2 separate regions of the Homo sapiens genome follow, and region 1 is linked to region 2. A link is an interaction called in ENCODE POLR2A ChIA-PET data of the cell type or tissue named here. Cell type or tissue: Panc1. All regions are shown on one strand. Each heading gives the region's core, and the rest is flanking DNA. Links, peaks and the distances in the headings are about the cores only.

Evidence for each region. Peaks named below come from ENCODE experiments on the same cell type or tissue, not always from the same donor. Only the 100,000 strongest peaks of a DNase experiment are listed, where the experiment ranks them.
Region 1: POLR2A ChIA-PET joins it to region 2 with 11 read pairs; 3 of 35 experiments call an interaction of 5 or more read pairs at or near these places.

The regions. Positions count from the first base shown.
Region 1 is chr3:128,893,786-128,897,118 of GRCh38, reverse strand. It overlaps ACAD9 (acyl-CoA dehydrogenase family member 9), which reads right to left. Exons shown (of 18, transcript NM_014049.5): 4 at 1,703-1,809; 5 at 583-683. Among named protein-coding and RNA genes, the nearest start is that of ACAD9, 16 kb to the right of the region's middle. In Panc1, for the core only: no CTCF peak of the experiment used is centred there; no DNase peak of the experiment used is centred there.
Region 2 is chr3:129,025,463-129,029,630 of GRCh38, reverse strand. All of the region lies in intron 2 of EFCC1 (EF-hand and coiled-coil domain containing 1), which reads right to left. It also overlaps a transcript of CFAP92 not described here. Among named protein-coding and RNA genes, the nearest start is that of EFCC1, 26 kb to the right of the region's middle. RefSeq lists a silencer at 2,066-2,555. In Panc1, for the core only: a CTCF peak has its summit at 2,333; a DNase peak (open chromatin) is centred at 2,420; H3K4me3 peaks cover 1,379 bases; H3K27ac peaks cover 898 bases.

The DNA.
Region 1 (3,333 bases), core at 834-3,333, 130 kb after region 2:
GGCAGTGAAAACAACTTGGGCTTAGGTTTAAACATGGAAATGGGTGCTTGCAATGGGCTCATCTGAGGTCCTGTGAGGATGAGTTCTGGGCACCCCAGGAAGGATGACTGTTCCCAGGTTCTCATGCAAAGTGAAGCAGGATGGAGGATGGTCCAGGTGATGGACTTATCATCAGAGTCCCGAGTGCTGCCGCAGCCCTGCTCCATCCAGCAGATCACACAGCCTCACTGAACCTCAGCTCCTAATGTGTAAGTGGGAGCAGTACCACCCACGCTATATATTCTGAAAGGTGCTTTGAAGCCGGAACGTTATTACTATATTGTATGTCAAGGTGTGTTGTAAACCACAAAAATTTATTTAATAAGTGCTGTCAAGCGTGGTATCTCACTTGCAAGTCTCACTGGGACAGAGAAATAAGGTCAAGATAAGAGGAATGGCAAGAACAGTTGCTGAGTTGATTCTTTGCAAGATTTTGGAAAGAAGGAAAAGTCAGCTACTCAACAAAACCAACAGCCCCTTGCCCCAGTGAATCTTGGGCAACATCACAGCTGCTGAGGGATAACGTTTTGTGCAGAGACAGACCTGGCTGGCTCCGTGAGGCAGAAGGCTGCAATGTGCTCCCCGGACGCCAGTTTAGGCAAGTATTTGGCTTTCTGCTCCTCAGTGCCAGCCAAGATGATCCCCTAAACAAAACAGACACAGACTAATGTCAGCTGTGGGGAGAAAGGAGAGCATGAGGTGTTTGTGAAACATTTCCTTTCTGAGGCAAATATTTACTTCGGGCAAGAGAAGACAGCAAGAACTCAGAGCAAGCGGCCACAGGCAGAGCCCAGGGAGCCAAGCTGCTGAGGAGACGGTCAGGGCGCACATGCCAGTGCCGTGAGCCTGTGCAACCCACAGTGCTTTGCAGTCTGTGTCCAAAACTTTCATATCAGTTCCTTCATTTCCCAGACTAGTGGTCTTGGGCAAAGGATATCCCTTTCCAAAGAAAGCCTCCTCCATCTTGTCATCCACAAACTGGGCCACTCCCACCCACTGACAGGGTCTGGATGATGCAATGTGAAGACACAGGAGTGCTGGAACCAAGCCTATCCTAAAGAAGGTGCTCAGTGTCAGGGCTGTCCCACCTGCTGCCCTCCCAGTGCCACAAAGACAGTCCCCCTCTTCACTAAACATCTGCATGAATGTGTGCGCTCTCTGGGGTGGGGGAGCCGAGCATGGTGTGCATTCAGCTCTCTTTGATGTCAACATTAAGCAGAAATAATCTGAGTAATGAGATTGCCAGTAAGGGCGGTTGACCCTGGGCCTGCCCTAAGGTGCTCCAAGCCCAGTGGGGAGAAGGTGGCTTGCATAAAGAGTGGGGGCATGCTCAGGCTGAAGGACGAAGGCTCAGGAGAGACCACTTCCAGCCCAAGGCGAAGGCAGTGGCACCCTACCTGGGCCTTGAAGGGTGGATCAGAGGCAATGGGGACAGGAGGTGGATTCAGAAGGAAGGGACATGCGACCCAAAGGCCACTGCGCATGTGGGCAGTGTGTGAGGATTGAGCACCATGAGGTGTGGCCAGAGTGAGGGAACTGAAGGGCAGGGCTGAAGGTCAGATATCAGGCCCAATTCAGAGGGAGCAAGCCTCTGGCCTCTATGCCTCCATGTGACTCCAGAAGACCTACAGAGAGCACCACACAGAATCCCCAGATACCTGACCTTGAGGCCAATAGCCTGGTGCGCTGCCAGGGTCACAGTGATGGACCCATCCATGCTGATGATCTCCCCTAGTCTTGAGTACATGGTGTTGGAGAAGCCCAGGCCACCTAGGAGAGATGGACCAGCGTCAATCACAGCCCAGCCCTAGATTCCTCCCATTAAGGCTTCATTGGCTTTTTTTTTTCTTCTGATTATAAAGTAATGCCAGATCACCATATTAAAAAAAAAAATCACAATACAGGCCGGGCATGGTGGCTCACACCTGTAATCCCAGTACTTTGGGAGGCTGAGGCAGGCAGATCACCTGAGGTCAACAGTTCGAGACCAGCCTGGCCAACATGGCAAAACCCCGTCTCTACTAAAAATACAAAAATTAGCCAGGTGTGGTGGTGTGTGCCTGTGGTCCCAGCTACTCAGGAGGCTGAGGCATGAGAATCACTTGAACTTGGGAGGCAGGGATTGCAGTGAGCCAAGATCGCACCACTGCACTCTAGCTTGGGCAACAGAGAGAGACTCTGTCTCAAAAAAAAAAAAAAAAAAAAAATCACAATACAGAAAGGTACAAAGTAAACAAAAATCGAGGGCTGGGCACAGTGGCTCACGCCTGTAATCCCGGCGCTTTGGGAGGCTGAGGTGGGAGGATTGCTTGGTTCCAAGAATTCAAGACTAGCCTGGGCAACATAGCAGGACCCCAGCTCTACAAAATAAAAAAAATTCACCAGGCATGGCGGCGCACGCCTGTAGTCCCAGCTACTTGGAAGGCTTAGGTGGGAGGATTGTTTGAGCCCGAGGAATTCAGGGCTACAGTGAGCTATGACCACACCACTGCACTCCAGCCTGGATGACAGAGTGAGACCCTGTCTCAAAAAAAAAAAAAAAAAAAGCTCGCAATCTTGTGCCTCAGAAAGCGCATTTCTGTGTATATCCTTCCATCCACACTTTTTCTAGGCATACAAGCATATGTAGATATATACTTTAAATATGAAGATATCTACACACACATCGAATCAATTAACATGTAGTGAGAATCTTCCATCACAGCTGTAGGTCTTTATAAATGCAACAACTATAGTGTGACCCACTGCCCAGTATCCAGAGGACTCCAGGACAGAGCTTTTCCACTGTGGCACTGTAACATTTTGGAATGGATTGTTTTCTGTTTTGGGGGTCTGTCCTGTGGATTGTCAGATGCTTAGCAGCATCCTTGGCCTTTATAATTTTATATCAAAAGGGCCTGAGGGTAAACACAAATGGCACACATGTGTGTGGTCTATCCCTTTGAACCTTGAAGGTCTACCTTGCCTTCTACACACTGCTTGCCTGTCCCTTTAACCTCTGCAGAATTCAGGTGACCAACTCGAGAAAAAGCGTAAGGGAGGCAAGTTGTAGTGACTGGCCAACTCTAATAAGGCAGAACCGCCACTTGGGGGCTAAAAACATCACTAGGATGCTCAAAGAATTACAGGGACAGTCCATAGGACAAAGGACCCTGCTCAAAGGTTCCCACTGGTCCAATCTCCCACCTCGATGTGCCTTGCACTCTACAGCCAGCCAGACCACATGCCTCATTCCTCTGTGCTAGGATGAGAAGCACAGGACCCGAGAACACTTCCTCCCTACAGGTCCTTCAG
Region 2 (4,168 bases), core at 982-3,481:
ACTCCAGCCTGGGCAACAGAGCCAGACTCCATCTCAAAAAAAAAACCAAAAAACAAAAAACAACAGAATCTCACTGTGTTGCCCAGGCTGTTCTCAAACTCCTGGTCTTAAGAGATCCTCCAGCGCCTTGGCCTCCAAAAGCACTGGGATTTCAGATGTGAGTCACCACACCCAACTAGTTTAAATTGCATTTCTGTTCCTTGCCCCCGAAAGCCTTTAATTGAAACATCTCCCTTCTCTGGGCTTTGGGGAACCTACATTACACCCCACCAATCACTTTTCTTGATATTTTAAGGGCCTGACCTTTTGAATATTCATTTTCCATTTCCCTGCAGTTACAAGATAGGGGAGAAAGAAAAATCTATCATAACATGCAAATATTCACTAATAAATGGGCCACTTATTAAACTGGCCACTTTATACTAGCATCTGTCCCTCATCCATCTCGTCGTAACAACCCGATAGAACCCAATATGAAGCAAAACCACATCTTGGAAAAGGGGAGGCCGAGTGGTGTTGGTCAGGGGGACACGGGAGAACTCGAATCGCAGGCAGAGCCACTGATGCGGGGCTGTGGCAGGGCTGGACTGGAATACAACCGAGGAAGTGAAAACCAGCAGGATGAGCACCAGCCAGGAGCATCAGGAGAGTGCTCTGCTGCACGAAGAAAACCTTTAAAAAAGCCAATGAGGCTGGGCACAGTGGCTCACGCCTGTAATCCTAGCACTTTGGGAGGCCAAGGCGGGTGGATCACGAGGTCAAGAGATTGAGACCAGCCTGGCCAACATGGTGAAACCCCATCTCTACTAAAAATAGAAACATTAGCTGGGTGTGGTGGCACGTGCCTGTAATCCCAGCTACTCGGGAGGCCAAGGCAGGAGAATCGCTTGAACCTGGGAGGCGGAGGTTGCAGTGAGCTGAGATCATGCCATTGCACTCCAGCCTCACGACAGATCAAGACTCTGTCTCAAAAGAAAAGAAAAAAAAAAGAAAAAAGAAAAGCCAACAAAGGCCTGAGATATTTTTGCAAAAGGGACCCTCCTCATGGTAAAGCTGCAAAAAGAAAACTTCCAAAAACAAAAAAACAAAACCCATAAAGGTAAGCGTGCACCACTGTGTTCTCACAGTTTTGTTGGAAAAATCACTCCAAAAGGAATAAAAGTCCTAAGTCATTCTGTGTTTGGTCTAAGAATGAGAGCACTGTACTCCAGTCATGGAGATTATTTTTTTTAAGAATGAAATGGCTAGACTGGGCACGGTGGTTCACACCTGTAATCCCAGCACTTTGGGAGGCCGAGGCAGATGGATCACTTGAGGTCAGGAGTTAGAGACCAGCCTGGCCAACATGGTGACACCACATCTCTACTAAAAATACAAAAATTAGCTGGGTGTGGTGGCGGGCACCTGTAATCCCAGCTACTCAGGAGGCTGTGGCGGGAGAATAGCTTGAACCCAGGAGGTGGCGGTTGCCGTAACCTAGATCGCACCACTGTACTGCAGCCTGGGTGAAAAGGTGAGGCTCCATCTCAAAAAAGAAAAAAAAAAAAAAGAATGAAATGGCTGAAAATATTACCTGGTCTTATTAAATAGTATGACAACTCATTTTCATACATTGTAGCTTTATTTTTCAATCTCCAAAGAGTCCCCATTTTATTTTTATTTTATTATTTATTTACTGAGATTGAGTCCTGCTCTGTCACTCAGGGTGGAGTGCAGTGGCGCGATCTCAGCTCACTGCAACTTCCACCTCCTGGGTTCAAGCGATTGTCATGTCTCAGCCTCCCAAGTAGCTGGGACTACAGGCGCCCGCCACCATGCCCGGCTAACTTTTGTATTTTTAGTAGAGTCGAGGTTTCCATGTTGCCCAGGCTGGTCTCGAACTCTTGACCTGAGGTGATCCGCCCGCCTCGGCCCCAGAAAGTGCTGAGATTACAGGCGTGGACCACCGCACCCGCCCTGAGTCCCCATTTTACATGTTTTACATGGACTCGCTGAGTGGACTTCCTATGACCAAATATTATTGGAACACAAAGACCCCTGCTCGGGAGGTGCCATTCGGAGCCATGGCCCCTTGCTGAGCCTCTCACTGCGCAGGTGGAAGCCCTGCAGCACCCAGGAGGGGCAGGCAGGGAGCCTCCCGCGGCTGATCCGCGTGACTGGGGTGAGCCCCCGCGGAGAGTCTGGGCAGGTGAGGGGCGCGGGCTCCCGGCCCGGGCTCCGTCAGGTGGACTTGGCACTTGGAGGGCCCGCGAGCCCAAGAGGGGAGCCAGCCGGCAGCGCGCACAGCCCAAACGGGGCACGGGCGCCGGGGCCCCCTGCAGCGCCTCCCCATGGCCAGCTCCCCGCCGGCACCTCGGCTGCGAGCACCGCCGCCGCCCGCGGGGCCTCCCCGTGCTCATCAGCATAACCCCACCCTGGCCACCGTGAGTGGCCCAGGGCTGCACGGGTAGCCAATGAAACACAAGGAGCGTCTGCAGGCGTCTGCAGGCGTTTCCGGCGTTTCGCTGACTGCCTGAGGGCGCGGAGCATGATGACCGACGAAGCGGGAAGTTGTGCCTCTGAGGGGGCCGTCCGGAGATGCTTGGGGGCTGCAGATAGAGCCCAAAGATGACGGCAAAAGAAACAGGACCCTTAGTAACATCAGTTGAGCTGCTGGATCAGGCTTTGCCTAAAGCCAGGGCTAACCCTGGAATTTCGTGTTTTTTGAGCCCATGACTCTGATTCATAAAATCCTGCATTCAGGGTCCCCCAGTGCAAGCCGAGAATGGGCACGTTGCTTAGCAGCAACCAGTGTGAAAACCCCCGGGTGGGGATTCTTGCTTCAATGTGAGACCGCGTGACTACAGCTTAGGTCATAATAGTTGAGATCTCACTGGGGAGGTGCCAGTATCTCCCTACTCCACAGGCTCCAGACTACAGCCTGGAGAAGAAAAGACACAAGGGAATAAGGTCACTGTCTCCAAGACTCAAGGGTAGAGGCAGGTACCTGGTTATATGGCCCCATAGGGAGGTGTTTAACTGGGGTGAGACAGCAAAGATGGGAGTTGGTAATCAAAGGGAGGCGATTTTAGCTCACTGGGAGGAACAACTTTCTCGCAGGAACTGCTGATGAAGAATGATGGATGTGCTGTGGAAGGCAGTGAGCTTCTTGGCAGAGGAGGTATGTCAGCAGGTAAGGGACTTCAGCGGCTGGAATTGTGAATACAGTTGGAGGTTGAATTAGACATTAATATTGAAATCTTTCCACTATGAGATGCTGCTGCTTCTTCTATTCCCTAAATCATTTAAGGGTTTCAACAAGCAAAATGAGATGGAGGGACAGCTTTTACCCCCAGGGGCCTGTTTAAATGTTTCCTGGCACAGGCTGCCTGGGGTGGACTGGATCCCCACACTCCACCTCCTAGCACTTGCATGTGTCTTAGAAAGCCTGCTCCAGGCACAGCTTCCTGCACGGACAGCAACGACAATACCAACTAAACCCTTCAGAATGTTCTGAAAGCTGTTCTCAATATTTCAAACATCTTCCTCATGAAAACCCTATAACAGGTAAGGTCATTATCTCCATTTACAGAGGAGGAAACCAAAGCACTAAGAGCTGGAGGAAGCTGCTGGAGCCGCACCGCGGGAGAGGTGGGGTCTGCACTCAGGCGGGAGGCTCCAGGCCCACATGCCAGGCACAAGGGAAGCTTGGAAGGCAGGCTCTGGAATGACCCGGCCCAGCTGCCGTTGTCAGTGGGTAACTCCAGGTCACAGGCAGTGAAGCTGGGAAGAGAACAGAGCCATCTGGAGAGCAGGACAGATGAGGACACTCTTTGGAATTTTCCAAGAAGTAAAATGTGGCTACAGAGAAATGGAACAAGTGCTTCCTCAGGGAGCCCTGGGGTGTGCTACTGTTGTCTAGTGACCAGTATTCAACTGCTTCTCCCATTGCCCCTCTCTCTGCTGGATTATTCAGCAGATCAGCCACCCCTCATCACACTCACATGCTATAATAGCTCCACCTTCAAACAAGCAAATACACAAAACATCCTCTGACCATATGACTTTCCCAGCTACCACCCTTACTCTGCCCTACTTGACAGAAAACTTGAAAGCACTGTGCCTACTACACATGCTGCCCCAATCATGTCTTGGTCCCCGTCACATCACCCACGGCACTGGGCTGCCA